Linked DNA regions of Homo sapiens: region 2 is linked to region 1. A link is a loop called in an ENCODE intact Hi-C map of the cell type or tissue named here. Cell type or tissue: Panc1. All regions are shown on one strand. Links, peaks and the distances in the headings refer to the core of each region. The heading gives the core; the rest is flanking DNA. Region 1 overlaps ZCCHC7 (zinc finger CCHC-type containing 7). Region 2 overlaps ZCCHC7 (zinc finger CCHC-type containing 7).

Evidence for each region. A loop is a pair of places that touch in the nucleus more often than their neighbours do. Peaks named below come from ENCODE experiments on the same cell type or tissue, not always from the same donor. Only the 100,000 strongest peaks of a DNase experiment are listed, where the experiment ranks them.
Region 2: it touches region 1 in a loop (5-fold over the local background); 5 of 110 quality-filtered maps call a loop at or near these places.

What each region holds. Positions count from the first base shown.
Region 1 is chr9:37,221,157-37,238,204 of GRCh38, forward strand. All of the region lies in intron 2 of ZCCHC7 (zinc finger CCHC-type containing 7), which reads left to right. Among named protein-coding and RNA genes, the nearest start is that of ZCCHC7, 110 kb to the left of the region's middle. RefSeq lists an enhancer at 5,046-5,547. In Panc1, for the core only: no CTCF peak of the experiment used is centred there; a DNase peak (open chromatin) is centred at 9,175.
Region 2 is chr9:37,267,223-37,284,270 of GRCh38, forward strand. The region is part of intron 2 of ZCCHC7 (zinc finger CCHC-type containing 7); the gene reads left to right. Among named protein-coding and RNA genes, the nearest start is that of LINC01627, 120 kb to the right of the region's middle. In Panc1, for the core only: no CTCF peak of the experiment used is centred there; no DNase peak of the experiment used is centred there.

The DNA of each region.
Region 1 (17,048 bases), core at 6,084-11,083:
CACTAAGCCTTAAGAAGCTGTTAAAAGTTTTAGGGCAGGCCTAGAGAAATACTGGTAACATGATTAATCCACTGGTATGCAGGATAGAGTGGGAGGAAACATGGGATAAGAAAACGATTATAGTATTAGAGATTTAAGGACCTGAGTAAGGATGGTGTTAGTAAGAATAGAAAAGGAGAAAGAAGAATGGCCTTTCAAAGGGAAAGATCCATAATGTAGCAGCTATTATAAATGACATCACCATGGTTAAATATTTGAATAAACAATGGCTATGGATAATCATGTAGAACACTGGAAATAGAGAAAATATTAATAGCAAAGAATATTTAAGGCAAGGATAGTATGTAGAGACAAAGTGTGGAACATTTTAAGGCAGGAATAGTCAATATTGAATTCCACAGAGACTATGGAATCTAATTTTGATTTGAGGCATTGGTTGGTGAGTGCACAGTTTCTAAATATACAATAATATGGTTTCTCTGAATTGAGCATGATAGTAACTAGATTAAGATGAGTAAGATTTGAATAGAGAAAGTAAACTCAAGAAAAAGTCAAAGAAAAAAATGATGGCTCTGTTGATTAAATACAGGGAATGAATGGGAGGAACATGAAATACGAGTACTAAAAATGATCTTAGTGGATTTTTTAAAAAGTTTTTTTTTGTAAACTAAAGGTATGGAAACTAGTGGAGTATGTAAATGTGAAACCAGTAGTTATTCATTTACTCAAATATGTTGTGTTTGCTCTGTGTAAGGCATTGTGCTAGGTTCTATAAAAGATTCATAAAGATTCATTTTCAATAGCAAAAAAAACAGAACCTTGGAATAAACTTAACAGGAAATGTGTGGAGTTTATGAAAAATACTATAAAAATGAACAGAGGGATAGTAAGGGAGAGTTGATCAGATGGAAGAGCATACATTTTAAGTGGATGAAGAGACATTATTGAGATGCCAGCTTTCCACAAAATAATCGATAACCTTGGGGGATTGTTTTATGGCTTGACATAATGATCTTAATATTTGTCTGAAAAATTACTGGGAGATTGGCATAGAAAATTAAAAAAAAAAACAAATGGTGACGTGTCCTGCCAGATATTAAATTTGATGATAAGCTTATAACAGTTAAGATAACATAGAACAGGCCAAGGGATAAACAGACCAGAATAACAGAGTGTGTGTGTGTGTGTGTGTGTGTGTGTGTGTGTGTGTGTGTGTGTGTGTTTTCAAGTATAAAGAAGAGTGTAGTACATTATACAGGTGAGATTTTTAATTTGGGGAAAGGATGGATTAGTTAGTAAGTGATATTGGAGAAAAGTTACATTTCTGCTCCATACTATACATCAAAATAAATTCTAGATAATTTAAAATTTGCTATTAATATTAAATGAAACTATAAAGTACTAGAAGGAAATGTGAGTGAATTATTTTATATTTCAAGAGGACTTCCTAAGTATGACATAAAAAGTTAGAAACTATAGTTACCAATATGACAAGAATGTTCAAGAAACTGGTAGGACTTAACTACATCTGCATGAACACCTTTTGAATGTGAACAATCATTAAAAACAAAATTGAGAGGAAACAGCAAAAAACCCACAAACTATGTGATTAATAAAAGGGCTTTTAGTCTAATTGTATAAAGTACCCTTAATCTAATTACATAAAATAGTCTAAGAAACCAGTAAAGAAACGCTCTAGTGGGGAATGTGGGCCAAGCATAAGAATTAGTGGTTCCTAGAAGAAGGAACATAAGGAAAATGTTTACCATCACTACTAATAAAAATCTAAGTGCCATTTAAATCTGTTAAGATGGCAGATCATGATAAAATGAGCATTCGTATACATATATATATGTGTGTATGTATGTATGTATATGGCTATGAGTTTTAGTGACTTTCTTGCTGAAAGGCAATTGGGCCATAGTTACCAAAAGTCTTAAATGTGGCTACTGTGGGCACACTGCCTATGAGGTAGCCCTGCTACGCAAGGAACAGTTTAAAAAAAAAAGTCTTAAATGTAATAGATACTTGTATTTGAATGTTTACAGTAGGATTATTCACAATATCCAAAAGGTGGAAACAACCCGTGTCTATTAAAAGATGCATAGAAAACCATAATGTGGTATCTACATACAACTGAATGTTACTCAGCCATTAAATGTAATGAAAATCTAATACATGGTACAACATGGATGAACCTTGAAAACTTTGTGTTAAGTGCAGTAAGCCTGACATAAAGGGACAAATTTTGTATGAGCTCACATAAATGAAATATCTTGAATAGGCAGATTAATAGGTAAAGAAATATATGAAAGGTTACTGGGGGTTGGGTGGGAGAAAGAAGTTGGGGGAGGTTACTTAAAGGGTAGTTTCTCCTTGGTGGTGATAAAAGTGTTTTGAAAATAGTAACAATGGTTGCACAACATTGTGAGTATAATTAATGATACTGAGTTGTACATTTTAAAACGGTTAAGATGACAAATCTTACGTTTTATATATTTTACCACAGTAAAAGAGAAAAATGACAAAAAATAATGTCACGTTTCACTTACAGGAATTTGTTCTAAGGAATAATAGAGTGTATGTAAGGTCTTTACTACAGAGTTGGAAACAACCCAGATGTTTAATAGTAATGAATTGTTTGCTGTGGTATAGTCTATAACCATTGACAGTGACTGAACAAATATTTAATAGAATATTATGATTTAACAAGTGAAAATATAGGTAGTAAAACAGCATGCACCCATTTTTCATTTAAAAAAATTTATGCCTAAAAAAGACAATGTTCTATTAAAAATTGAAGTGGTCTTCTTTGGGTGATAGGATTACAGAGGTTTATCAAATGCTTGTTTATACCCTGAAAATGTAAAACTTAGGTTCTGGTTCTTTTTTATTTTTATTCTTTTAAGGTAAAAGGAGATTTTTGTCTTTAAATATTAATAAAGGGGTCACAAACAGTATATTAATTTTTTAAAAGGAAAAAACTTTTTATAATTGATTATACCGCTTGCGAGAGTTTGAGATACTCTTAAGAATTCAGGTTAAACTTACAAAATCATTTTTAATACAGAGATCAATGAAAAATTATCCAAAGACATTAGCTCCATGTACTGGTAATTGTTACCAAAAGCCTTAAAGTGTACAATTTTTTAAAATCAGTGTGGCAACTATCCCAGGAATTGGAAGTCTGTGTTTCTTCCCCTAAGATTCAGGTCATGTGTGTATATGTGTGTATTTTAATTTTTAAAGAACATAGGAGTAATGTAGACTCCTACTTCTAGCCATGACAGAGTCCCAGGGACTGAATTTACACTCCTGCTTCAAACTAGAAAAGCAGTCTACAAAATAAAATAATTGTTTATAGACATTGGATAATAACCAGTATAGGACACTAATCTTAGAAGGGAAATAAAGTGACTTCTGTAGCTCTTCCCACCTTATTGCCTAGAGACAGTTTTGGTACAGGGAAGGCAGACATACTGAGATCTTGGGCAGGTGGCATCACACTACATTGAAGAGATAGATTTTGAAGTACAAGGAGGCCAAGGTGTCTAGAATTTGTGGATAAAATTACTAGAGAGTAGTGAGATGCATCAGGACAGAAGTGATGAGATCCACAAATCTCCACAAAACTCAATGAACCTCTTGAGAGTCTGAGCGAATACTCATCTGTGCATGTGTGACAAGAAATTACCCAAGGCTGAAGAAAGAATAACTGGAAAGGAGCAGGTGTAGCGATCCGTGGAGCTCATGCGAAACATTTACACCTATACATTTCTCTCTTAGCAGGGCTTTCACTGCATTCCATGTTTTGGCAGTAAAGCTGAAGAACATTTAAGCCAGACCAATCAGGAATTCAGAGAAAGAATAATTCATTTTATCCCTGGATTATTATTGAATTATTTTATTCCTATTGTGAATAATTCTATAAACATTCAAGTACAGAATTGAAGACCAATCAGGAATAAAATGAAAGAAGACATAAATTACCATCATTAGTAATGCAAGGAGGAACATCACACAGATCCTAAATTTTATGGAAAATCAATAAATTCAATAACTTAGATGAAATGGACAAATTCCTTGAAAGTTAAAATTAAGAAGAAATAGATAACCTAAATGGTCTTATTAAAGAAGGTGAATTGTTAGATTAAAATCTTCCAGTAGAGAAACATCCAAGTCCAGATAGCATTAGTAGTATATTATATCACACTTTAAAGAAGGAATAATACCAATTCTTTACAAACTCTTCCAGAATATATAAGGTAACACTTCCAAACTAATTTTATAAGATTTGTATTACTATTACACAAAACCCAGGCAAGATACTACCAGAAAGCTACAGATCTAGATCCTTCATGAATATAGACACAAAAAATTATTAACAAAATATTAGGAAATGAATTATGTAATATATTAAAAGATTAATATGTCATGATCAAGTGAAGTTCATTCTAGGAAGAAAGGTTGGTTTAACGTGAAAATTAAGCAACATTATTTACTGTATTAACAGACTAACAGGAAAAAAATGTTTTCCTCAATAGATGCAGATAAAGCATTTTACAAAGTTTATCACCTGTTCATGATAGATTAAAACAATAAACAAAAGTCTTGCAAACTAGGAGTACAAGGGGCACTTTCTTAATCCAATTCAAGGACCTTTTAAAAAACCTGCAACTAGTGACTGAATGCTCTCACTTTAAAACTGGGAAGAAGACAAGACAGTCCCTTCTCAGATACATTTCTACATTGTACTGGAAGTCAATTGTCTGGAAGTCATTGTACTGCCAGTGCAATAAGGCAATAAAAAGAAGCTGAAGGCAGACGAAATGGAAAGAAAAATATTAAATCATCTTTAGTTGCAGTTGACATAAAAATCTAGTTAGAAAATTGGAGAGAATCTCAAATAAGCTACTGGCACTAATAAGTTTAGCAAAATTTTTTGTAAGAAACAAGGTCAGTATTCAACAACTAATTATATTTCTGTATACTAGCAACAAACAATTGGAACTTGAATTTTTAAATATGCCATTTTCACAGTATCAAAAAATGTGAAATATTAATAGTAATCATAGCAAAAATGTATAACACTTTTGCAGTGAACACTATAAGGCAATGCAGAGAAAAAGAATCTAAATAAATGGAGAGTTATATCATGTTCATGGATGAGACTTTATATTTTTAAGGTTGCAATTTTTTCCAGATGTATCTATTTATTCAGTGCAATATCAGTCAAAATTCCAGCAGGCTTTAAAAAAAACTTAAGTTGAATTTTCTAAATTGATTATAAAATGTATTTGCAAATGCAAAAGGATCTAGAATACAATGATTAAAACCGCAGGATAGTATTGTGAAGATTAGTATGTAGATGTATGGGACAGAAAAGAATCTAGTAGATTTACATAAAGATACCAAACATTTCAGTTGGGAAAGGACAAGCTTTTCAGCAAATTGGTGCTGGACCAGTCTATAGCCATATGCCAAAAATGAACCATATCTCTTCCATCACACAACATACAGTAATTAACTTGGGACATACTACAGATTTAAATGTAAGAATTATATGAAAATTCTAAAAGAAAACAGGATATTGGCTAGGCACGGTGGCTCATGCCTGTAATCCCAGCACTTTGAGACACCGAGGCGGGTGGATCACGAGCTCAGGAGATCGAGACCATTCTGGCTAACAAGGTGAAACCCTGTCTCTACTAAAAATCCAAAAATTAGCTGGGCTTGGGTGGTGGGCGCCTGTAGTCCCAGCTACTCATGAGGCTGAGGCAGGAGAATGGCGTGAACCTGGGGGCGGAGCTTGCAGTGAGCCGAGATTGCGGCACTGCACTCCAGCCTGGGCGACAGAGCGAGACTCCGTCTCAAAAAAAAAAAAAAAAAACCAGGATATCTGAATACCTTGGGTTATATATTTTAATATTTGATACAAAAGGCACAAGCTATAAAAAGAAAAATATAAAATTTGGACTTAATCAAAATTTAAAATATGTAGACTTCAAAGGATACTTTAATAAGCTGAAAATGCAAGCCACAGACCTGGAAAAAATATTTGCGAAGGATTTATGTCTAGAATATGCAAAGAACTCTTACAACTCAATAATAATGAGATGAACAATCCAAGTAAACATGGGCAAAAGATTTATAGATATACTAAAGGAGATATACAAATGGCAAATATAAGCTAATGAAAAGATCAAAATCATTAGTTATTAGGAAAATGAAACTTAAAACCACAATGAGATACTGCTCTTGTCCACTAGAATAGGTCATAATTGAAAAGATCAACCATTTCAAATATATGGAGAATGTCAAGTAACAAGAACTTGTATACATTGATAGTCATAATGAAGAATTACACAGACTGGAAGAGTCTTTTCTAAATATATACCTTACCATCCAACCCAGGAGTTCCATTCCCAGGTATTTACCCAAGAGAACTGAAAACATGTCCACAAAGTGACTTGAACCTGTATATTCCTACTAGCTGTATTTATAATTGCATAAAAACTTGAAATAACCTGAATGTTCGTCACCTAGTAAACTGATAAGCAAATGTTGATTTATCAATTTAAAGGAACAAATTACTGATGCATTCCACAACATGGAGGAGTCTCTAATTCCTTTTTCTTTCTTTTTCTCTTTTCTTTTCTTTTTTTTGAGACAGTCTTGCTCTGTTGCCCAGGCTGAGTGCAGTGGGGCACGACACAGCTCACTCTGCCTCCCAGGTTCAAGAGATTCTTGTGCCTCAGCCTCCTGAGTATCTGGGATTACTGGTGCACACCACCACACCCAGCTAAATTTTTGGAATTTTAGTAGAGACAGGGTTTTGCCATGTTAGCCAAGCTAGTCTCAAATTCCTGGCCTCAAGTGATCCACCTGCGTCGGACTCTCAAAGTGCTGGGATTACAGGCATGAACCACAGTGCCCGGCCTCTAATTCTTTATACTAAGTTATTGAAGTCAGATACAGTGGACTATGTACTGTATTAATCTTTTCCTATGACTATTCTATAAACGACAAAACTAATGACAAATCAGATCAGTGGTTACCAGGTTTAAATGGAAGAAATTTTATTATGAAAAAGCATGAAGGAACCCTTTGGAGGCATGAAAATGTTCTGTACCTTAATTGTGTAGATATTACATTATAAATTACTTTATGCATTTGATTTTTCAAAATTTATTGTAAAGTTCTGTAAATTATAAAGGTGATTTTATTTATTTATTTTTTTTTTTGAGACAGGGTCTCACTCTGTCACCTAGGCTGGAGTGCAGTGGCACAGTCGTGGCTAACTGCAGCCTCGAACTCCTAGGCTCAAGTAGTTCTCCCACCTCAGCCTCCTGAGGCAAGCAACACCATGCCTAGCTAATTTATTTTTATTCTTGTTTTTATCTGTAGAGACAGCATTTCAGTTTTGCCCAGACTGGTCTTAAACTCAAGTGATCCTCCTGCCATGCCTTCCCAAAGTGCTGTGATTACTGGTGTGAGCCCCTGTTTCTGGCCTGATTTTTAAAATCTGATGAGAAAATATATTGATATAAGAAAATATGAATTTTTATATGAATATAAACATGAATGCTTATATGAATATATTCATATAAGAAAATATATTTCTGCATACTTCTACCCAATCACGATAGTTCAATTATAATATGTGAAAAAGAGGGAACTTTTTTTTTTTTTTTTTTGAGACAGAGTCTCACTCTGTCGCCTGGGCTAAAGTGCAGTGGCGCAATCTCAGCTCACTGCAACCTCTGCCTCCCAGGTTCAAGCAGTTCTCCTGCCTCAGCCTCTCGAGTAGCTGGGACTATAGGCGCCTGCCACCATGCCCGGCTAATTTTTTGTATTTTAGTAGAGAAAGGGTTTCACCGTGTTGCCAGGCTGGTCTCGAACTCCTGAGCTCAAGCAATCTGCCCTCCTTGGCCTCCCAAAGTGTTAGGATTACAGGTGTGAGCCATCGCGCCCAGCATGTATTTTAATATATTACATTGATAATTTAATATTACATTGATTAATGGCTCACAGCTTCTTTGTATAAATGGCTCAAAAAGCCAACAACAGGGGAGTAGTTAATTCAGGTACATTCAAACAATAAAATGCTATATAAGAATTAAACATCAACATTTTTCTATGAATAAAATGGGCAACTTTTTACAGTATAGTCATATGTCACTTACTGACAGGGATACATTCCAAGAAATGTGTAGTTAGGTGATTTTATCATTGTGTGAACATCATGGAGTATACTTAAATCTAGATGGCATAGCCTCATGCACACCTAGGCCATATGATATCCTATTGCTCCTAGGGTATGAACTTGTACGGCATGTTATTGTACTAAATACTGTAGGAACTTGTAACACAGTGGTAAATATTTGTGTATCTAAACATAGAAAAAGTGCAGTAAAAAATATGGCATAAAAGATAAAAGTGGTATACTTGTATAGAGCACTTACTATGAATGGAGCTTTTAGAACCAGAAGTTGCTCTGGTCAGGCAGTGAGTAAGTGTTGAGTAAATGTGAAAATTTACATTACTGTAAATTTTATAAGCACTGTACACTTAGGCTACACTAAATTTATTAACTTTTTTCTTTAATAATAGATTAAACTATGCCAGTTACAACATTTGTATCAACTTTTTACTTTTTAAACTTTTTGATTCCTATAATACTCAGCATAAAATACACTTTGTGTAGCTATGCAAAAATAATTTGTTTGTATCCTTATTCTATAAGCTTTTTTCTAAAGATTTTTAATTTAGTTGTTTGTTTGCTTTTTAAACATTTTTGTTAAAACCTCATACACAGAAGCACACATTAGCCTAGGCCTAATAGGATCAGGATCGTTAATATCGCTGTCTTCCACCTCCAAATCTTGTCCTCTGGAAGGTCTTCAGGGACAAAAACACACACAGAACAGTCATCTCCTGTGGTAAAAATGACTTCTGGAATTCCTCTGAGGGACCTGTTTTACTGTTAACTTTTTTAAAAAGTAAGTAGAAGGAGTACACATTAAAATAACAATAAAAAGTATAGTAAATAAATAAACCAGAAACAGTCGTTTATTATCAAGTATTATGTACTGTGCATAATTGTATTGCTAGACTTTTAATGACTGGCAGTGCGGTAGGTTTGTTTACACAAACATGACCCCAAACCTGTGAGTAATGCATTGTTAAAACATAACAGTGACTACACCATCACTAGGTGATAGGAATTTTATGGGACAGCTGCCATATACTTGTTTTGTTATTGACATGGTGTGTGATCATATATTGAATTGGGAAGAAAGGACATAACAGCAAGATCTCACTTTTGTTGGGAAAAAATGTGGGATGGGGCATTATTTTATGAATGTATATATAGAAAAGATATTAAATATCAAGTGTTTATTGGAGTTAGGTTGGTAGCAGCTTTTCTTTTTTTAAAATAATAAAATATATTTTGAATTTTCTACTCAATATTTTTTCTCTCCATTGGAATATAAGCACCATGAGAATAGGAATTTTTGTTTCTCCTCTGTTGCGATATTGCAGATCCTAGAACAGTATTCCATAAATATGTGTATAATGAATTAATTTTTTTATCTAGCTGGACCTCAGACTAGATTTTTTTTCATTGATTTGTTTTTGTTTTAATTACATAGTTGTGATTACTGGAACTTTATGGTTCTATGTGGTGGAATAAGTTCTCTTTGTTAGTCATATTTAAATTACTCTAGACTTTTTTTTACACCACTTACAAACGTCCTTTTGGGTTTTTTTGTTTTGTTTGTTTGTTTGGTTTTTGAGACAGCCTCACTAGGACACCCGGGCTGGATTGCAGTGGTGTGATCTCTCTCGGCTCACTGCAATCATTTGAATCTCTCCAGGGTTCAAGCAATTCTCCTGCGTCAGCCTCCCCAGCAGTTGGGACTACAGGGTGTGCACCACCATACCCCACTAATTTTTTCTATTTTTAGTAGAGACAGGGTTTTGCCATGTTGGCCAGGCTGGTCTTGAACTCCTGACCTCAAGTGATCCACCCGCCTCAGCCTCCCAAAGTATTGAGATTACAGGCATGAGCCACCGCGCCTGGCCATAAACGTCTTTGGGGCTTTAATTGGAATTGCACTAGTTACGTATATTAATTTGGCATCTTTCAATTAGAAGTTTAAGACATTAGAATGAATTATTTAGATATTCCATATCTTTCAGTAAACTTCATGGCTTTTTAAATATCAGCTGGCGTATTACTTATTAAATATATTTCTAGATGTTTTAATTTTGTTGGTGTTGCTATCGAGATCTGATATACTTTGTGTTTTATATTTGTTCCTGGTTAATAGGTAAGCTGTTGTTTTGTATATTTTTTTATTAAGCCACCTTCCTGAAAATTATACATAGTATTTAAAAAATTTATAACTCAACATTAAGTTGATTAATGAAAACCAAACCTTTATACCTTAAACGATACATAATTTTGTGGTAGAGGAAGTGGCTGTTTTTCTCCATTTTTTTTCACCCTAATTGTTGAAAGCTTCCTATCACAATGGTCAAGTATTTATCATTTAAAACTGAGCAGACTCTCAATACTTTGGGGGCACATTTCACCTACCCCAAGGCATTAGGCAGAAATGCTGAGGAAGCTGGAAGACTTAGTACTCTGTTCTTTGGTCAGCAAGTGATAGTTGACCTATAATTAATTAATAGAAGAAGGAAGTACTCTCAGTGTTTTGGGTCTTTTATCAAACAGGTATGTTATTCTTAGGATCTTTTCACTGTTACTCCCTTTCTGCTATTCTAAAATATAATCCTGGAGTCTCTTCTTTTTGTTGCTGGTTGTCACATTTCTGCAAACAGCAATGTATTGTGTTAATAGTTATTTCATTACAGACATTTCTGCGTTTTGGTTTACATGTGTTCTTGCCTTATTTTTCTTAAATTATTTAAAGGAGAGGAGTATGTTTTGTGCAGAATTGTGTTGATCAGACGTGTACTAAGCAGTTACTGTGTACAGTGCAGCAGTGAAAGGGAATGATAATACTGAGCACTTATGTGCCAGTTCTGAACAGTATCGATGCGGAAACCAAGAATCTGAAAGAATAGGTGTCTTGTCAAAATTTAGGAAGCTATGGAATGTCCATTTGATTCTAAATTCTATAGTCTTAAGCCCTGGCTACACATTAGAATCATCTGGAATATTTAACAAATCTCATAGTTTTATTGTACTCCCCCTCACCCTCACCTTTCATCTAGCCAGGAAATTGATTTCTACAGATAGGGCCTAAGCATCTGGGTGTGTGGGAGAGACATATAATTTTTTAAAGCTGTTACATGATTCTAATTTGCTGCCTTGGTGAAGAACAGGAGTCAGCAAACTATGCCCCATAGGCCAAATCCAACCAATCTCCTGTTTTTGTACTGCCTTGGAGCTAAGAAGGGCTTTAACTTTTTTAAATGACTGGGAAAAAAATCATGACATGAAAATTCTATGAAATTCAAATTTCACTGTCTGTAAATCAAGTTTCGTTGCAACCAAAGCCTTTGGTAAATTTTTGTTGACATGTCAAGAAATAATTGTTGAGCAACTTTTTCATCACATACACATAAAGAGATAAAGAAATATTTGGGCTCAGTCCCTTCAAATTGCAAATCATTTCTTCCCTTTCTGTTTGTTCTTTCGATGAAAGTGTAAATATATTTTTTTATAACTCTTAATATTGGAGAGGAGAAATTGCTAGGCCTAATTCAGTAATCATTTGAACATGTAAGGTCCTAGGGGTTTGTGTCTTCGTGTTTTATATTGACCAATATTAATTCACATGAGACAGTATTCCCAGGTTGGTGGTGTTGGCTTAAGGGTTTAAAGTAACATCGCCATTCTATTTCATTTCCAAATCAAATGTTAATGGATTCCTATAGGTAAGGTATCCCAAGGAAATACTTATTTTCAAAGTACAGATGCTCCTTAACTTACAGTGAGGTTATATTTCTAAAAGCCCATTGCATGTAGAAAATATTTTAAGTCAAAAATTTATTTAATAAGCCATACCCACCAGACATTATAGCTTAGCCTAGCATATCTTAAGCTTGTTCTTGTTTTTATTTGTATTATTTTATTTTAGTCTTAACTTGTAAGGATAGGAATTAAAATAATACCAAATGCTGTCATTTTCCTCAGCAAATTTTAGGCATATGACCTGGGAAATTGTGAACTACTTTCTCTTTTGGCTTTTGGACTTCCTGTTGGGTTTTGGGTATAATATGCTTATAAAGATAGATTTTTATTAATTGTGATTGGACTTCTTACTGAGAGCACTTTCTGAAAATGTTAATTTTCTTAATTGCATACCAGTGTTAAATAATGAGATCACAACTATTTTTGAACAATTAGAGGTTATGTTCTCTTTAAGAACTGATTCTGTAGTCTCTATCCATAAATCTTTCCTCACCTTGTTTAGTGGTAAGGTCAAGTAACCATTAAGTAGACTGAAATATCCCCAGATCAGGCATTCATTCACCATCTTTTAGTATTGCAGTGGAGCCACAGAATTACTAGGAATGGCAGAGAATGGCACTACATGAAGGAATGACAGGAGACTGACAGGGTCAAGAGAAAATGATGGAGGGTTTTAGAAACCCAAACCAAAGGAAAGAAAGAAAAAAGAAGGTAAGGAAGTGGGGATTAGAGGGTGTTTTTTGGTGGTTGTTTTTGTTTTGTTTTGAGACGGAGTCTTACTGTGTCTCCCAGGCTGGAGTGCAGTGGCACGATCTCGGCTCACTGCAACTTACACCTCATGGGATCAAGCGATTCTCCTGCCGCAGCCTCCTGAGTAGCTGGGACTACAGGCGCCTGCCACCACGCCCGGCTAATATTTGTATTTTTAGTAGAGACAGGGTTTCACTATGTTGGCCAGGGTTTCACTATGTTGGCCAGGCTTGAACTCCTGACCTCAGGTGATCCACCCGCCTTGGCCTCCCAGAGTGCTAGAATTACAGGCATCAGCCACCACGCCCGGCCAGGATAGGGATTTATTGACTCACTTAGGCATTTATCTGTTCTCAGCATAGCTGGATCATTCTAGATCTATTCTAGAGGTCCAAGCATTAACACTAGCTCATCCTGTTTCTCAGATCTATTGTTCTCTGTGCTGACTGGCTTCATTCGTAGGCCTTCTGTAGTAAGAGGAAAATGGCTTTGGGTACTTTTGACTTCCATGTCCTTAACACCTATGTCTCAGACAGAGATAGTATCTTTTTTGATAATTCTGGTTAAAGCACAAGAAGTTCTTTCATTGGTTCAGCTTGGATTATTCCTGGTCCAATCAGTGGGGTCTGATGTTTGGATTGGATGGGTGTGAATGGTGTACCCACCTCCCTAATGGGGATGCAGTGAAGTATAGGGTGGTTAACCATCCCTTATCACCATCCATACCCTATGGATAGATTTTCTGATAAGAAACACAGAAGAAAGGAAATGATGCTAAAGAGAGTAAATAGTTAACTGTTAAAAGACCAAAACCTAGTACTTGTGTCATCTAATAGAGAATCCTATGTACATTGTACACTTCCTTTTTTTTAGAAAAATTAAAATAATTTTAAATAGTCTTTGTGAAAGCTTCAAAGATTCTTCCAGGCCTTATGTGTTTGTCCTTTCAGCTTTTCATTATAACTTTATGAAAATATTTTAGCCACTCTTTTAACAATTTATTGAATGTCTGCTATGTCGTTTTACCTGCAGTGTCATTTAATCTTTTCTCAAGTTGATAATTTAAAAAATAACTTTCTAAGTTTTATTTTTATTTGATTATGTACAATATATTCAATTCATATTTGTGGGGTACAGTATGATGTTTCAATACATGTATACACTGTATAATGATCAAATCAGGGTAGTAGTGTATCCATCACCTCAAACATTTATCATTTCTTTCTGGCAAGTACATTCAAAATGTTACATTCAAAATCCTCTTTTCTGGTTATTGTGAAAAATATACAATGTAGTATTATTGTTAATTGTAATCACTGTACTTGTACTGTGCAACAGAAAACTAGAACTTATTCCTCCTATCCATCTGTTCTTTTATACCTATTGACTAACCTCTCTCCATCCAGTCTTTGGCCAGTCTCTGGTAACCACTATTCTACCCTGTACATCTGTGAGAGCTGCTTTTTTAAACTCCGTATATGGGAGAAATCATGTGGTATTTGTCTTACTGTGTCTGGCTTATTTCATTTAATATAATGTCCTCCAGGCTTATCCATGTAGCCAAAAAGGACAGGATTTTATTCTTTCTTTTCTTTCCTTTCTTTCCTTCCTTTCCTTCCTTCCTTTCTTTCCTTCCTTCCTTCTTTTTCTCCCTTCCCCTCTCCCCTCCCTTCCCCTCCCCCCTCCCCTCCCCTCCCCTCCCCTCCCTTCCCTTCCCTTCCCTTCCCTTCCCTGTCCTTTTTTTCTTTTCTTTCAAGACAAGTCTCACTCTGTCGCCAGGCTGGAGTGCAGTGACACAATATTGGCTCATTGCAACCTCCGACTCCCTGTTCAGGCAATTCTCCTGCCTCAGCCTCCCGAGCAGCTGGGATTACAGGCACACACCACCATGCCCAGCTAATTTTTGTGTTTTTAGTAGAGACAGGGTTTTACCATGTTGGCCAGGATGGTCTCCATCTCCTGACCTCGTGATCCACCCACCTTGGCCTCCCAAAGTGCTGGGATTACAGGTGTGAGCCACCGCACCTGGCCCTTATTCTTTTTTTAATGGCTGAATAGTATTCATTGTGTATCTATATCACATTTTCTTTGTCTGTTCCTCTGTTGGTGGGCAGATAGATTGATTCTATATCTTGGCTAATGTGAGTAGTGCTACAATAAACAGTGCAGATATCTCTGACATACTGATTTCATTGTCTTTGGATAAATAACTCAATGGGATTGCTGGATCATATGGTAGCTCTACTTCTAGTTTTTTGAGGAACCTCCACACTGTTTTCCATAATGGCTGTACTAATTTACATTCTCATCAGCATTGTATAAGGGTTCCCATTTCTCCACATCTATGCCAGCATTTGTTTTTTGTCATGATACTGGCCATTCTTATAGGTGTGAGATGATACATTATTGTGGGAAGATAACTTTATTGTATAGAACTAGATTTCTAGACAATTTATGGAAACTGATGAAGACCATGTTATATTTTAAAATATATTTTAACCAAGGCTCACAGGGTATTTCTCTACCTTTTTTTTTTTTATCTGAAGTGCTATCAGATTTTTTTTTTGCTCTGTTGCCCAGGCTGGAGTGCAGTGGCGCTGTCTCGGCTCACTGCAAGCTCCGCCTCCTGCGTTCACGCCATTCTCCTGCCTCAGCCTCCCGAGTAGCTGGGACTACAGGCGCCCGCCACCACGCCCGGCTAATTTTTTTTTGTATTTTTAGCAGAGACAGGGTTTCACCGTGTTAGCCAGGATGATCTCGATCTTCTGACCTCGTGATCCGCCCGTCTCAGCCTCCCAAAGTGCTGGGATTGCAGGCGTGAGCCACTGCACCCGGCCAGTGCTCTCAGATTTTTAATTCCTATGCATAGCATACAGTAAACCTCATCTGGAAGTCCCATACACGGCACAGTGCAGGCTGCTCAATTTTTCTGCCTTGGAAGGATGAAAAGCTAAGTTGAAAAATCATTTTATCAGTTTCACTCCAGTTGTTACATTTTGGCTTTAGAAATATCCTTCATCTCCTGCATCTCATAATCTCCTGCCTTTGAGGTTGTGTCATAGATATTATATCACCCAAGTGCTTTCAATTTGAACTTCTTCAAGAGGGGTGCCTATGTCTCAGAAGTTTCCCGTAGGTCCTATTTTACAGTTATTATTTCAGTTCCTTCTACGCTAGCTTGTTGAAGAAAGTTCTCTAACCAAAGGCAATTCTAATTGCCTTTGAAACCAGTACTAGTCAAGCTGTACAGTAGTTTTATGAAGACTGAGCACTCAACCTGGAGTTCCTTAAAAAGAAGACACAACAGGAAGGCCCAAGATACCCTTTTGCCCTTCAAAATGAACTGCCAGTGCCCCTGCTTTCATGCCTTGAGTGAACATATTCCATTAGAACAAGACTGTACTTTTGGTTTTACTTAAGAATAACTCTCTGAGAAATGTGTTGTTTAGCAATATTCCTTTCAAATTCACAAGCGCTAATTGAAATTACTCTCTATGCTATCTTTCTAGCAAGACTTAAGGTTTCATGAATAGATAGTGATCCTCTTCTCATGTTTCAGGGTTCTGTCTTCATACTCTGTTCTCCTTCCTTTCCTCCATGTCTTTCCCCTTGACTGTATCACTTAAAAAGCTATTCTTTAAAATTAGTGATATTGCTTCTAATTTATATATTTCATCTCCTTAACCGTACTGTAAACCTCTCTGAGTCAGGAAGTATATGTCTTGTATTTATTTTGTATTTTCACACAATGGTCACTTAGTTCAAATAATTCATAAATTTTTGGCATCTAGGTTAGAATGGCACAAAATAAGGCATAGTTCTTGTCTTCAAAGTGCTTTTAACCTTTAGAAGAGATGTGACATGCAAGTTTAATATGCAAGAGTTATTAAAGAGAGCACAATCAGTTTCTCCTCAGGAAAACAGTGGGGACAGATGGTATTAAGAGCCATGCCTTAGTAGCACTGGATTATTGGGATATTTTAATGTGTGTATTTGCTGGATCACAGCATTATAAAGGAGACATTTAAAGAAAACACTAATGATCGTAATCCCTTCTATGTATAATTCTTGGTGGTGGGCAAAACTCATTCCCGTTGTTATTTCATTTTCGTTTCATTACCCTTTGAATCAACGGATCACATTTATTATGAACATATAAAAATCTCACCTATTTAGCTTTCAGAGTTTTGTTTTGTTTTTCCTAATTGCCTTGATGATCAGAAAACAGAAATATCAGAGTCTTGACCTCTCTCTGCCATGATCTTTTGTGTTGAGTTTAGCACTCTTGAAGAAAGGAGAGATTTGTTTATAGCATCTGCCCTGACAAGTCAGTACTGATTCTCTATCC
Region 2 (17,048 bases), core at 7,436-12,435, 47 kb after region 1:
TAAGGATTAAGGTGAGATGAATCTTCTTAGTTTACTAGCCAAAACAGTATACTCAGCCCTAGAACAGAATTCTCTGTCGCTTGTATTTAGCATTCCCTCTTGCTGAAAGTGTTCTTCTCTTTTTATATTTATGATTTCTATTAATGAAATTGCATCTCTGTCTCCCATTTGGTGGTGGGGGGGAGACAGGGGAGAAGAACAGGGCCTTGCTCTGTCTCTTAGCCTGGAATGAAGTGGCATGATCACAGCTCACTTCAGCCTCGACCTCGACCTCCCAAGCTCAAGTGATCCTCCCACCTCAGCCTCCTGGGTAGCTGGGACTACCATGCACGGCTAATTTTTTCTTTTTTTTTTTTTTTTTTTTTGAGACAGAGTCTCGCTCTGTCACCCAGGCTGGAGTGCCGTGGCATGATCTCGGCTCACTGCAAGCTCCGCCTCCCAGCTTCACGCCAGTCTCCTGCCTCAGCCTCCCGAGTAGCTGGGACTACAGGTGCCTGCCACCACGCCTGGCTAATTTTTTGTATTTTTAGTAGAGATGGGGTTTCACCGTGTTAGCCAGGATGGTCTCGATCTCCTGACCTTGTGATCCACCCGCCTCGGCCTCCCAGAGTGCTGAGATTACAGGCGTGAGCCACCGCGCCCGGCCTAATTTTTTCATTTTTTATAGAGACAGGGTCGCACCATGTTGCCCAGCCTGGTCTTGAACTCCTGGGCTCGAGGGATCCTCTCACCTTGACCTGAGATTACAGGTGTGAGCCATTGGGCCCAGCCTGCATTTTCTTGAAGTTGAAGATTTCCTCTGTGATCACATCAACCCAAGATTCTCTTTCTCTAAGCCCTATTAGCATTTCTTATAATGCCATTCAAGTACCATCACTAACTTGATTGGAAGTTCCTCAGAGCAGGGACTGTGTTTCAGATTTTTTGTTCCCCACAGTGCTTAACACAGAGCCTAATACAAAACAAATTCTGTGTGAATTTTTTGTGAAAGCTCTTGGTATCTCTAATGTGCTCTCAAAACCAACTACTATTATAAGATAATTAGATTTTACTCACTACCAGATTTCTCTACCTGGCCAATAAGGTTTGCAGAAGTTCCAGACCTATCAGGTGTTTATTTGCAAAGAAACAAAGTAGTAAACTTCAAAAGTCATGAATGTACTCTTGAGCCCTGTCCTCACAGAAAAAAAAAAAAATAAGCAAAATTTCTATTTTTTTTTTTGAGACAGAGTCTCGCTCTGTTGCCCAGGCTGGAGTGCAGTGGCGCGATCTGGGCTCACTTCAAGCTCCACATCCCAAGTTCACACCATTCTCCTGCCTCAGCCTCCCAAGTAGCTGGGACTACAGGCGCCCGCCACCATGCCCAGCTAATTTTTTGTATTTTTAGTAGAGACGGGGTTTCACCGTGTTAGCCAGGATGGTCTCGATCTCCTGAACTTGTGATCCGCCCACCTCGGCCTCCCAAAGTGCTGGGATTACAGGCGTGAGCCACCGCGCCCGGCCGCAAAATTTCTACTCTTTCCGAGGGGCTAATGCTGTTCTCAGCTGTGAAACTTTATTGTTGTCAATTCTGGCATTTAATTCTGAATAGGGTGCCATCACCTTCACTACTCTATTCATGTGGTCTTTCAACAAATGTATTGAATACTACTGTATGCTATGTTAGGGATAAGAAGTGACCCAGACTGCTATAAGGGAAAGATAAAACAGTAGTATGAGAGTGTATAATATTCTAACGTAGTATGGAGGCCAAGGAAGGCTTTTATGGTGACGTTTAAGCTGAAATCCAAAAGAATTAACTAGTCGAAATGGTGAGGCAAAGAGTGTTTTGATCCAAGGAAATAACATGTGCACCCTATCTACTAGAAGGGATGAATTATTTGCTTGCTGTCCTGAAGGTAGGCCATTGTGGCTTGAAAGAGTGTGAGAGAGAGCATGTAGGGCAAGATGAGGCTGGAAGAGTAAGTAAAGATCAGAAATTTCAGGCATTGTAGGCCATGTTAAGGTTTTGAACGTTATTTTTAGAGCAGTTGCTAATGAAGTATATGAAGCAGGGGTTATAGGAGCAGATTTCCATTGTTAAAAGATAGCTATGCTTCAGAAAAGAGAATGGTGAGAGGGCCTGTAGTACCTGCAGAAATACCAGTTAAGAGGCTACTGGGAGGCTGAGGCAGGAGGATCACTTGAGCCCAGGAGTTTAGCCTGGGCAACGTAGTGAGATCTCATCTCTACTAAAAATTTTAAAAATTAACTGAGTGTTGCAGTGCGTGCCTATAGTCCCAGCTACCAGGGAGGCTGAGGCAGGAGGATCGCTTGAACTGGGGAGATCGAGACTGCAGTAAGCCATGATTGTACCACTGCATTCCAACCTGAGCAACAGAGTGAGACTCTGTCTCAAAAAAAAAAAAAAAAAAAAAAAAAAAACAAAAGAAGTTCTAGGCATGATATGATAATGTTGTTATCTTAGGTTAGTGAGGTGACAGTGAAGAAAGATTATAACTGAATTATAATTTTTTAAAGTAAAATCAACAGAACTTGGTATGGAACTATTTATGGGAGATGAGGAAGAGAAAAACAACTCCTAGATTTCTGATTGTGCCCTGCGTATGCTAAGGAAATACTCAGAAGGGACCAGTTTTAGGAAGTGCATTTGAGGCACCTAGGCCAGTTGAATTTGAGTGGTCAGGTCAAGAGTTTTATATCTGTGAATCACAAGCATAGATAGGCAGGCTAACTTAGGGTTTCAGTTATCTGAGGAAAATAGAGGGCTTTGTTGTTTTATTTGGTAGCCATTAGCTATGTGTGTATCTGGTCTGAATTGAGATGTGTTATAGTCTAAAGACTGAAAAAAGGCTGTAAAGCATGTTATTAATAATATTTTACATTGATTACATGTTAAAATATTTTAGCTATATTGTGCTACATAAAATATATTATTAAAATTAATTTTACTTGTTTAACGTGACTACTAGAAAATTTAAAATTACCAATCTCACATTAGTGGCTTGCATTACATTTCTGTTGGGCAGTGCTGGTATAGAAAAGCAAGCTTAGGATTGGGCCTTGAGATATCCCAATACTGAATGTCTACATATTATCAGAGTCAAGTTCTTGGCATTTTCGTGTGAAAAGACTCAGATACACTACATACACATAAAGTCTTAGCATTGAAAAGACCTCCTAGGAGGCTGGGCGCGGTGGCTCATGCCTGTAATCACAGCACTTTGGGAGGCTGAGGCAGGTGGATCACCTGAAGTCCGGGGTTCAAAACCAGCCTGGCCAACATGGTGAAACCCTGTCTCTACTAAAAATACAAAATTAGCTGGGCACATTTCTGTAATCCCAACTACTTGGGAGGCTGAGGCAGGAGAATCGCTTGAACCTGGGAGGTGGAGGTTGCAGTGAGCCAAGATCGCGTCACTGCACTCCAGCCTGGGCAACAAGAGCGAAACTTTGTCTCAAAAAAAAAAAAAAGAAAAGAAAAAGACCTCCTAGGGAATTTTAATGTTTCAAAATAAGAATTTTTCTTTTCCCACAATCTCCTCTTTAAAGAGGCCATCATTGAAAGTAGTTTCCAGCAATAATAAAAAAAAAAAATAGTAGTAGAAGAGGAGGAGCCATTACTTTCATTTCTGTTCATTCTGAAGAAACAGAGATGACTCTTTCTGTATAACTCAAATTCTTAAAAGAAACCCTTGATATATAGTGTCAATTATATGAACTCTACCTCAGGGTACCTAAAAAAAGAATGTTTGGTTACCCGAATGAGGGGGAGGTTTTCCTTTAGAGAGAAGTATTGGTGCCAACAAATGAAAAAGGAATAGTTTGAACACCACATTTTGCAACTCCTAATGAAATAATGGATTTAAAGAATTATCGATGGCTGCTTATTTGACAAAAAGAGACACCTGACATTGTGCCACTTCAGAGAACACAGTGCTTACCTAGAAGTATTCTTTCCAAAATTTAAAAAATGATCTAATCTACATATAATCAGGCTTCTAGATCCAACTACAAGTTTATAGGAAATATAAAGACTATCTCATGAAAATACAATCAGCAAAATCCAGAATGTGTTAAACTCTACAGGATATCACTTCATTTCTTTAACAAATAATTGCATGGAAAAGAGGGAGGTGGACTGAAGGGAAGAAATATGGAAGGGGGAAACTACAGATTCAGGGACTTAGTTTATTACAATGGACCTTTTTGGGATCTTATAAAGCATATATATTTATCAGGTAATTATAGAAATTTGAACACTGATGAACATCTGATTAGTTATTGTTGGTTTTTAAATATATGATATTGTATTATGGTTACATTTAAAAGAGTCCTTATTTATCATTTGTTTGTTTGTTTGTTGAGACATAGTCTTGCACTGTTGCCCAGGCTAGAGTGCAGTGGCACAATCTCGGCTCACTGCAACCTCCGCCCTCCAGGTTCAAGCAATTCTCATGTCTCAGCCTCCTGAGTAGCTGGGACTGTGGGGGTGCGCCAACATGCCTGGCTAATTTTTGTATTTTTAGGAGAGTCGAGGTTTCACCATGTTGGCCAGGCTGGTCTCAAACTCCTGACCCCAAGTGATCTGCCCGCCTCAGCCTCCCAAATTGCTGGGATTATATGCGTGAGTCACTGCGCCCGGCCATTATTTATCTTTTAGACATAGCATGCTGAAATTTTTGCAGATAAAATGTTTTGCTTAACAATAGTTCAGTAGAGGACAAGGGTAAGTGGGTAGGGATACAGATGAAATAAGATTGGCTGTGAATTAAGAATTGTTAAAGCTGGAACTTTGGGAGTTTATTATACTATTTTTTCAACTTTCATATGTTTGAAGTTTTCCAAAATAGTGAATGAGTAAGAACACACACAGACATTATACAGAGGGGAAGTGTCATTAATGATTTTATCTACTATACCTTTTTGTATCAGAAGATCTGGAGAAGAAACAGAAATATTAAAGTTTATTTCCATGAATAATCCCTTTACTTTCATAAATATCTGCTGGGCCTGGTGATTTGACCAGTAAATGGGATTTATCTTTTTGTGTAGCCAATAAATTGGCTCTTTAATCTTTTCTCATTCACGTTAACTTTCTCTTACCCTGTAAAGTGTGTTGAATTTAATGTTTATTATTCCTATGAGTTGGGGAATTGGTATAAAATACATACATAAAACGTGTAAGAAAAATTATAAATTGAACACCTATGTAACCATCACCCGGGTCAAGAAATAGGACCCTTTACATGTTTCAAAGCTGTGTGGTAAAAAAAAAAAAAAAAAAAAAAAGAAAGAAAGGACCTGGGCAGTACTGCTGACGCACATCCCTTCTCCACCACATACTTCATTCCTCCCCTCTTTCATATATATGTGAATATTCATCACCCTAATATTTATGGAAATCAATCACTTCTTTGCTTTTTATTTTTTCTCTTCTCTTAACGGTATAGTTTGTCTTCCCTCTCGTGTTCTTCATACTTTTACTGTATATTCATGTATGTATAATATTATTTTGCACATTTGCAGACTTAATTAGCACTATTCCGTACGTATTCTTCTAAACTTATCTGCACTCTGCATCCCATAGGGTTTCCTTTATACTGATATGTGTAGCTGTAATTCATTCCTTTTTTAACTACTGTATAGTATTCTATTGTATGATTGCACCACCAATGTATTCGTTCTCTTACTGATGGACATTTAAATTTTTGGAAGTTTTTTGCAGTTATAAACAAAGCTGCTAAGGATATTCTTGTGCATATCTCTTGGTGCATGTATATGAGAGTTTCAGTAGAGCAGGGGTTGGCAAACTGGCCCACAGGCCAACTGCCTCTGTTTTTATAAATAAAACTTTTAAACAGTTATTCTCATTTGTGTATATATTGTCTGTGGCTGTTTTCGGCCCATAATGGTAGAGTTGTGTAGTTGGCAACAGAGACATTATGGCACACAAGCCTAAAATATTTACTACATGGCCCTTTAAGAAAAAGTGTCCTGGCTGGGCGCGGTGGCTCACACCTGTAATCCCAGCACTTTGGGAGGCCGAGGTGGGCAGATCACAAGGTCAGGAGATTGAGACCATCCTGGCTAACACAGTGAAACCCTGTCTCTACTAAAAATACAAAAAATTAGCCAGGCATGGTGGCGGGTGCCTGTAGTCCCAGCTACTCAGGAGGCCGAGGCAGGAGAATGGCGTGAACCTGGGAGGTGGAGCTTGCAGTGAGCTGAGATCGCGCCACTGCACTCCAGCCTGGGCAACAGAGCGAGACTCCGTCTCGAAAAGAAAAGAAAAAGAAAGGGTGTCCTGACACCTACTCTTAGAGTGTATAGCTTGGAGTAGAATTATTAGATCTCCTCAGCAAGGGTAATCATCAACTGTACTGGACTTGGCAAAGTATCCTGCAGGAATTATTATATGAATTCTTACCTCCTGGTCAATATTTGGTGGTGTTAAAATTTTGTTTTGCATTCATATCTCACTATTTATATTGCTGTTTCTCTGATTACTAGTCAGGCTGAACACAGTTTCAAATGTTTATTGAATCTTGCATATTTTTCTGTTGATTGCCTGTTCATATTTTTTGCCCATATTCCCTATGTGTTTTTTTTCTCAGAGATATGTGGGAATTTTTTTTATATGTTCCAGATATGAACACTTTGTTGGTCATATGCATTACCAATATTTCCTCCCAACCTGTGGCTTGTCCTTTAAGTTTTCTTAGTGATGTCTTCTAAAAAACCAGAACACTTTTTATTGGAAATAATTTCAAATTTTAAAAAGTTGCAAAAATAAAAATGGTACTCTTAACCCATTTTCTGTTTAGAAAAAAACAAATACAGCTTGCTGCCAGTGCATTTTTCATCAGGACAAATGAGAAATTGGCATACCTGTGTAGCCTTTATCCAGTCACTTATTATTTACATTTTACTCCATTAGCTTTATAATCATTTGTGTGCTTGCTCACTCTTCATGTATATGTATGTGTATATTTGAATATGCATATACACACAATTCTGAACCATTTGAGATTAGAGCACATATATTATGCTTGGCTTTCATGAGTGTATAGTGATATAATTTTATGAAAATTACCATATCTAATTTCTTTTTTTTTTTTTTTTTTTTTTTTTTGAGATGGAGTCTTGCTCTGTTGCTCAGGCAGGAGCACAGTGGTGTGATCTTGGCCCACTGCAGCCTCCACCTCCCAGGTTTAAGTGATTCTCCTGCCTCAGCCTCCTAAGTAGCTGGAGTCACAGGTGCGTGCCACCATGCCCGGCTAATTTTTGTAATTTAGTAGAGATGGGGTTTCACTATGTTGGCCAGGCTGGTCTTGAACTCCTGACCTCAAGTGATCTGCCTGCCTCAGCCTCCCAAAGTGTTGGGATTACAGGCATGAGCCACCATGCCCAGCCTCTAATTTCTTAATGGTTCCTCTTCCTGTTTAAAAGTTTTTAATGTTAATGTAGTTATTTACTCAATCTTTTCCTTTATGGTCTGTATCTTTTAAATTCTTTCCCATATCTGAGTTTTAAAAATATTTGCTGTATTTTCTCATATGATTGTTAAAATCTTGCTTTCCATATTTAGGAATGTAATCTACTTTGTTTTTTTTTTATATAGTGAGAGATGAATACCAATTTTGTTTTATCCCATTGTCCCAGCACCATTTATTGAATAAATTGTTTCCTTTGTTTATAGTGACACCTATATGGTGTATCAAGTTTATGCATGCAGGTCGTTGGGCTACGTGATTGACTGTTCATGTACTTAGATCACACTGTCTTAAAAATTAGAGCTTTATACTAATTATTGATATCTGCCTGGCAAGTCTTTCTAGCATGTTCTTCTCAAATTTAACATTTACTTTGATAAATAGTTACATAGCAACAATTCATGTAATCATCACATACTCAAAATACAAGATATTACCAGCATAGTGAAACCCATGCTCTCAGGATGTTGCACCCTTGCAGTAACCTTCTCCTTCTCCCAACAGTTGGGCCTTATCCTGACTTTTGTGGCAGTACTTCCTTGATTTTCTTTGTAGTTTTGTCACTGATAACTTCTCCTAATCTATATTGTCTAGTTTTCCTTTTTTTTTTTTTTTTTTGAGCTTTATATTCATGGATGCATCCAGGAGATATAATTTTGTATACATCAGGCTTCCTTAATAAAACATTATAAAGCTGTGGTTCATTTTTTTGTTTTTTAGTTGATGTGGGATATTTTATTTTGTGACTATACCAGAGTTTATTCACTCTGCTCTAAGTGAGCATTTTGGCTATTGTTAACCAGTGTTTCTCTTAATATGCATGTTTTGGGTTAATTTCAGGTAATACATGTAGGAGTAGAATTGTTTTTCCCTATGGTATGTTTATCTTCCACTTTAACATGGAATGGCAGACTCTTTTTTCTTTTCTTTTTTTGTTTTTTGAAACGGAGTTTCACTCTTGTCACCCAGGCTGGATTGCAATGGCGTGATCTCAGCTCACTGTAACCTCCGCCTCCCAGGTTCAAGCGATTCTCCTGTCTCAGCGTCCCAAGTAGCTGAGATTACAGGCACCCACCACCATGCCTGGCTAATTTTTTTTATTTTTATTTTTAGTAGACACGGAGTTTCACCATGTTGGCCAAAGCTGGTCTTGAACTCCTGACCTCAGGTGATCCGCCTGCCTCAGCCTCCCAAAGTGCTGGGATTACAGGCGTGAGCCACTGTGCCCAGCTGGCAAACTCTTTTTTCAAAGTAGTTTTATCAATTTACATTATAACCAACAATGTATGAGAGTTCCCATTGTCTGCATCCTTGCGAACACATGATATTGTTAGTATTCTTAATTCTGTTTTGGTAGGGGGATAGTAGTATTTTATTTTGGCTTTAGTATGCATTTACCAGATGACTAAATGAAGTCAAATACCTTTCATGTGTTTATTGATCACTTAGATATCCTCTTTTGTGAATGACCTATTTAAGTCGTGCTGGAGTTTCTACTTCTTTGGCTTAATAACTTGAAGGGGTTATTTATGTATTCTAGACATGCGTTCTTTATATGTTGGACAGATATCTCCTTCCACATTGTGGCTTGCCTTTTCACTCTCTTAATGGTGTTTTTTTGTTTTATTTTGTTTCTTGATGAACAGAAGTACTTTATTTCAATGTAGTCAAAAGTTATCAAATTTGAATTCATGCTCAATCATTACTTACCTACTATGTGACCATGGCCAGCTTCGAGCTTCAGTTTACTTATCTGTAAATAGGTGGTAATAATATCCATGTCATTGGGTAATTGAGAAGATTAAATAAGATAAAGCACTTATTATAGAGCTTTTTACCTAGCAGTCCCTCAATAGATGTTAATTGCCTTCCTCATCATTTAGGGTGCTCATTTTCATACTGTCTTTTGGGAAATTGGGTAGTATTCATGAGCTATTTGCAAATGAATGTTTTGGAAATTAGAATCTCATATAATTATCCTAGGAATTTAGAAGATTGCCTAAAATAGTAAATCATAATTAATTTGCCCAGAGAACTAAAATGTAATATTTTCTCTGATGTAGAGGATTTACACTGAATATGGGATCCTTGTATAATAAAACTCATGACTGGAGTATCTTATCCAGGAAATGAGAAGAGATAATAAAAAATAGTCTAACCCTTCTACATGCATCATATTTTAAACCAAGAGTAGTTCTCTTTGCCTCCAAGAGAAAACAAGGTTTATTAAATAGTGAAAAATTGCTAATCACTCCAGCCCAAAGTACCTTCTCTCTCCTAGGAACATTTAGTGCCTATTGATGATTTTCATTTTCCCATATTTCATCATTCAACAATAATTTGTAGGACATCTCTTACTATGCTTACTATGCACCAAGTATAGACTCATTCTTTGTGTGAATGGAGCTAAGAATGAAGAGTGGAAGATTTTGTAAAAAAGATTTTAATTATAACACCATGCCAAAAAATTTCAAAGTTCTGCTACTGGTAATGGCGGAATTGTTCATAATGTACCAATTTTCCCACAGGTAATTCTACTCTGGATGAAGCTTATACTATAAATATTTAGTACATAAAATCTAAATGTTTATATACACACACATAATTGAAAGCACACTTTAATGCTTCAAAACATAATCTGGCCAGACCTGGATGGCTCATGCGTATTATCCCAGCATTTAGGGCTGTTCAGACAGGAAGATTGCTTGAGGCCAGGAGTTCAAGACCAGCCTGGGCAACATAGTGAGACCCCCCCATCTCTGAAATAAAATAAATAAAATAAAATAATAAAATAAACTATCTGAAGGCACTGGAGACCAAACCAAAGTGGGCAGAAACTCACAGGAAGTCAACATTTAGAATAAAGAAAAAGCATTTGATGACTTTAGTTTTAGTATTTTATGCTTGAGGGCAGTTACTAATGGCTACACCATGGGGGTGATTAGAACTCGGAAATCCCAATTCTTACTGATTTGGGGAATCAGAAAATAGAGGCTACTATAGCACCTGGAAAGTGAAGGGAAATTCTCAGAGGGACATCCCAAGTTCTGCATATAAATGATTGTCAAATATTTGATCCTTGAACAAAACGTGAACATTCTTCAGAGGAACATAATGGAATCCATAGCCTCTAAAAAGTATCATTCACAAGATGTAGAATACAATCCAAAATTACCAGATATAAATAAAAAGAAACTGGAAACTTTGATGTATACTCAAGAAAAGGCAACCAAGGGACACTATGGGATGACCCAGATATAGTAATTAGAAAATCAAAAAAAAAAAGTTTTTTTGTTTGTGTGTGTGTGTGTGTGTGTGTTTTGTTTTGTTTTGTTTTGTTTTGTTTTGAGGCAGGAGTCTCACTGTGTCACCCAGGCTGGAGTGCAGTGACCATTTACAGGCATAATCTTAACTCACTGCAGCCTCGAGCTCCTAGACTCTGGTGGTCCTTTCACTTCAGCCTGCCAAGTAGCTCGGACTGTAGGTGGGTGCCAACACAACTGACTGACAAGGATTTTAAAGCTGTTATTAGTTATGACTATGCTCAAGGATATAAAATGGCATACAATAAAATAAATATGAAACTTGCTGGAGAAATAAAACTATAAAAGAGAACTAAATGGAAATTTTAGAACTGAAAAATGTAATATCTGTAATAAAAATTCACTGTGTGACCTTAATAACAGATTGAAAATATCAGTGAACTTGAAGATCCAAATCACTCAATCTGAAAAACAGAAAGAAAACTTTAAAAATAAATTCAAAAGAGCAGTGCCCCAGTGACTCATTGAACAATATTAAGACCTAATATGTGTCATTGGAGTCCCAGAAGAAGAGAAGGAAACTGGGGCCAAAAATATATTTAAAGAGATAATGGGAGAGAATTCCCCACATTTAGTGAAAGATGTAATTGTACATATTGAAGAGATTCATAGCCAAATTGATGAAAACTAATGATAACAATAAAAATCTTATAAATAGTAACAGAAAGGAATAATAATAAAACTGAGAGTTGACTTATTAGAAACAATGGAGGCCAAATGCAGTAGAACACCATCTTTAAAGTGCTTAGGGAAGGAGAGCTTTGGGGAAAGCTGGGAATCAAGAATTCTACATCCGGCAGAAATATCCCACAGGAATGAATGCCACATGAAGATTATTTTAGATTTTAAAAGTGAGAAAGGACCAGATGCGGTAGCTCACACCTGTAATCCCAGCATTTTGGGAGGCCACACGGCAGGTGGATCACTTGAAGCCAGGAGTTTTGAGACCAACCTGCCTGAAACCCTGTCTCTATTAAAAAAATTAAATTTAAAAGAGAAAGAATTTGTTGCCAGCTACCCTCCACTAGTAGAAATGCTGAAGTAAATTCTTTGGGATGAAGGGAAATGATATACCAAGTCAAACTCCTGTTTTCAAAAAGGAATGAAGGGAAAACTTGTCTTATTTTATCCTCTTTATTTGTTTCAAATGTATATGATGTTGAAAGCAAAAAAAAAAAAGTAACATTGGGTGATTTATATGTAGATATAATACATATGGCAACTATATCAGAAAGGACTGGGATGGGCAGGTAAATAGAATCATTTGGTGACAAGTTTTTTACATTTTTCATAAATTGTATGATATTAACTCTGAAATGTTAATATCTGAAAATGTAAAGGTATATTTCAGTTCTTAGAACAGACACTTAAAAAAAAAAGACAAAAAAACATAAGGACATAAACCTAAAATGCAATAGAGAAATTATATTGGAATCTTAAAAATATTAAATTACTCCAAAGGACGAAAGGACGGACAGAGTAATAAAAAGCAGTAATTGAAAGATCTAAATGTGGACATATTGATAATTACATCTGGCCAGGTCCAGTGGCTTATGCCTGTAATCCTAGCACTTTGGGAGGCCAAGGCAGGAGGATCCTTTAAGCCCAAGAGTTTGAGACAAGCCCAGGCAACATAGCAAGACCTTATCTCTATAAATTAAAATATATATATATATATTAGAAAAACATAATTACATGAATTGTGTATATACAGAACACTCCAATTAAAAGGCTAAAAATAAGCATGTGAAAGCTGGAGTAGTCATATTAATCAGGTAAGTAAACTTTGAGACTAGGAATAGTAGTAACAGAGGTAAACAAGGATGTTTCCCACCGGGTGCGGTGGCTTAAGCCTGTAATCCCAGCACTTTGGGAGGCCGAGGCGGGCGGATCACGAGGTCAGGAGATCGAGGCCATCCTGGCTAACACAGTGAAACCCTGTCTCTACTAAAAATACAAAAAATTAGCCGGTCCTGGCGTCAGGCACTACTTAGGAGGCTGAGGCAGGAGAATGGCGCGAACCCGGGAGGCGGAGCTTGCAGTGAGCTAAGATCCCACTACTGCACTCTAGCCTGGGCAACAGTGCGAGACTCCGTCTCAAAAAAAAAAAGGGATGTTTCAGAAAGATAAAAGGGTCAAGTAAACAACGAAGGTACTGGAATCAGACCTTCAAAATAGATAAAAACAAAATTTGACGGGATTAAAGGATCTCCTCATCATAGAGAAGTCCACAACCATAATTGGAAGTTTGAATACCTGTCTCAATAATTGACAGAAGTAGTAGATTAAAACTACCAGTAAGGACATAGAAGATCAGAGTAATACTGTATGTAATACCACCCACCTTGACATAATTGGCATTTATAGAACACAAAATCCAATAATTATAGAATATGCATTCTTTTCCAGTATACATTCAGCAAGATAGACCATATATATGGTGGACCATAAAATAAGCTTCAAAAGATTGAAATCTTAGACTTTGTTCTTTGATCATAATAGAATTAGAAATCAATAACAAAAAATCTGGAAAGTTCTCTGATCACAATAGAATTAGAAATCTATAGCAAAAAAAAAAAAATCTGGAAAGTCCCCAAATATTGGGAAATTAAATAATATACTACTAAATTAAAAATTCATTAAACTTTTTTTTGTTACTGCTTGATTAGCTAATTGTTACAGATGATTCTCTGATTTTCTCTCTGTCTCTCTCTCTCTCTTTCTTTCTCTTTGTCTTTCTTTCTTGAGACAGAGTCTTGCTTTGTCACCCAGGTTGGAATGTAGAGGCACAATCATGTCTCACTGTAGCCTTGGCCTCCCAGACTCAGGTCTTTTTTTATCCTCTTAATTTGTTTCAAATGTATATGATGTTGAAAGCAAAAAAAAAGTAATAATGTGTGATTTATATGTAGATGTAATACATATGGCAACTATATCAGAAAGGACTGGGATAGGCAGGTAAATAGAGTCATATGGTTACAAGTTTCTTAACATTTTTCATAAATTGTATGATACTAACTCTAAGTAGAGTTAATATCTACTAGAGCTAATATCTACTCCCATGTATAGTTCCTAAGGTCCCTCCTGCTTCAGCCTCCTGAGTAGCTGGGACCACAGGCGTACATCACTATGGCCAGCTAATTTTTAAATTATTTGTAGAGACAGTGTCTCCCTATATTGCCCAGGCTGGTCTCAAACTCCTGGGCTCAAGTGATCCTCCTGCCTCGGCCTCCCACAGTGCTGGGATTACAGGCATGAGCCACCACACCTGCCCTCTAATATTCTTTTATTAAAAAGAGAGAAAAATACACAAATAGAAGAGATTGTGACATAGAGGTGAAATTCTCTCAGTTTTGTGTGTGTTTTCCTCTTGAGTTTTTCTCCCATATTTAGGAAAAGATGAATTATAAACTCTTTATGTGCAACTTCTTTAAATATAGCATATATGAGTCTCCACTTCGTATATAGTGTCAAGCTGGTACACAAAACAGATTCTCAGAAAATAAACTAAGAAAATATTCCTCAAGTCTCTATAAATACATATTTTATCACATGTGATTGTACTATATCAATCTCATTTTGAATCTCATTTTGAGAGATGCACTTACACTGTTTGGTATGGCGTTTTGTATTACAGGAATGCTTTTCAGGACTAGCAGTTGCTAAGGGAAGGAAATGCTTAAGCTTGTCTGTAAACATTAACTTCAGCATATACACATTAATAATGGCTTCCCCACCTGTAACCAACCTACTTACCTGGCAGGTTTTATTTCCTAGGCTAAGGATTTTTGAGAACTCTATCATAAAACAGCTGAATTATGACCTCCTTTGGTTTTTACAATATGCAAATACAGCTAAATACTCGTTAATATTCTGCATTTAAATTCTTCTTCTTAATAAAGACATGCACTTTATTCCTGCTCCCACGTATGGTTCCTAAGGTCCCAGAGTTCAGACTTCCTTACAATTTTTAATTCTCTTCTATCTTAAACCTTTTGAGAGCTGAGCAATAAGCTTTTCATTTTCTTCAGAATCAGCTCCAGTCTCAGGATTTTGAGGCCATGTCAGTAGAGTAAGAATGTACCCTCCATGTTTTCTATCAAAAATAAAATATTAACTTGTTTAATAGTTTCAGTTTTGCCAGATGAAAATAATTCTGGTGATGGCTGCAAAACAATTTGAATGTACTTAATACCACTGAACTGTACACTTAAGAATGGTAAAGATGGTAAATATTATGTTTTCTATATTTCACCATGATTTTTTAAAAGTTTAAACAAGGCCGGGCATGGTGGCTCACGCCTGTAATCCCAGCACTTTGGGAGGCCGAGACAGGCGGATCACTAGGTCAAGGAGATCAAGACCATCCTGGCTAACACAGTGAAACCCCGTCTCTACTAAAAATACACAAAAATTAGCCAGGCGTGGTGGTGGGTGCCTGTAGTCCCAGCTACTCAGGAGGCTGGGGCAGGAAAATGGCATGAACCTGGGAGGCAGAGCTTGCAGTGAGCCAAGATCCTGCCACTGCATTCCAGCCTGGGAGACAGAGTGAGACTCTGTCTCAAAAAAAAAAAAAAAAAAAAAAGTTTAAACAAGACAGGAGGATCACCTGAGCCCAGGAGTTCAAGACCAGCCTGGGCAACAAAATGAGATCCCATCTTTACAAAAAAAATTTAAAAATCAGCAGGGTGTGATTGTGTGCTCCTGTGGCCCCAGCTACATGGAAGCATCAGTGAGCCATGTTTTTGCCACTGCACTCCAGCCTGGCTCTGGCTTAAAAAAAAGGCGGGGGGAGTGAGGGGGTAAGAAAAGAGTCAAGAAGACCTGAATCTTTTTTTTTTTTTTTTTTTTTTAATGAAAATGGCATTTGTTCCAGAGGCAAGAGTAGCCTCCAAATTAGTAGAATGCCAGATGGAGATGTGGGGTGGGGTGGGATGGGGAGAAAGGTGTTGAAGCAACTCAATCATGCTACTACTAATAGTTCCTCTTGGGTTGAGACTTAGGATGGTATTAAATTCAATTGTTTTCTTTTCTGTTGTTTTTATACCCGTGTGTGCTCTTGATATTATATTGAGTTGGCGTAGTTGCTTGCAGTCAGTAGATAAGAATAGTAATGGGATAATATGTATGAAAAATATTGACAGCACAATACTTTTCTCTTTCATGGAGTTCAGACATAATTTGGGAGAAATAAAGATAGGTAGTCAATGTCTATCCAGCACATCCTAAAATTTATGTTCATTGTTGTAGAAAAATGTATATAATCTAAGTTCCCATAGTTTCAGGAGAAAACAAATTGTAAATTAAACTTTCTGTATTTTTGCTCCATACCCCAAGATTTTACATATCTACATCTAACTATAGCCTCTTCAAGTACTCCTATTGTTTGAAAACAGAAAACTTTAAAATGGAAAAGTGGGCTCCTCCTTTTGTCCTTTCTTACTTGAATTTTCTATTTTGAAAAGAATAATAGGGGAGAATTTCACAGGGCTCTAATTTATTTGACCCCTCTTTTTCCTGTTTTCCTATTATGACTTTAATAATATACTTTTATTTGAAAATATTTCTAAGAGTCACTTTTTTGGGGAGAAGAATTAGTATGCAGTTTTGTTATAGGCACCTCAGTTAGATCATAGTAATAATGGTGATATAAGAGAAAAACAATTCTGACTCTTATAAAATTATCAGAAGGGAAATTTTCCAGTTTATTAAAACAGAAAGGACAGTTGGTTTGGTTTAGTCATCAAAATAAACTCTGACTAACTAGATTCCCAAGTTCTATATTGTGCTTGAATTTTCCATTGGGAATGAAACATTCCACTGCCCTTTTTACTGTTTAACTTAAGCTGCTGTGAACACTCAGAGAATGGCCCTGTGGCTGAGCTGCTTATTTTTTTTTTTTAATCTATTCATTTTATACTTTCAGACAGATTTTTCCCTGGGGTGAAACAAAGGTTAACTGAAATTTCCTCTGTTGTGTACCTGAACGAATCAGCAGTTCGAGAAGGAAATCCCATTGATGGGCCAAGAGAGTGACAGGCTCTATTTAAAGAATTCCCCCGACTGTGTGGTAGACCAGCCATGCCATGAATTTAACTGTTCCTGTGGTCCCCATACTTGTACCCACCAAAAAAAAAGAGAGAGAGAGAGAAAGCGACTTTGTTCTGCAAACGTTGGCCTAAGCTTTGAAAACCATGAGCCATTGAGTTTTGTGAATTCAAGTTAGACA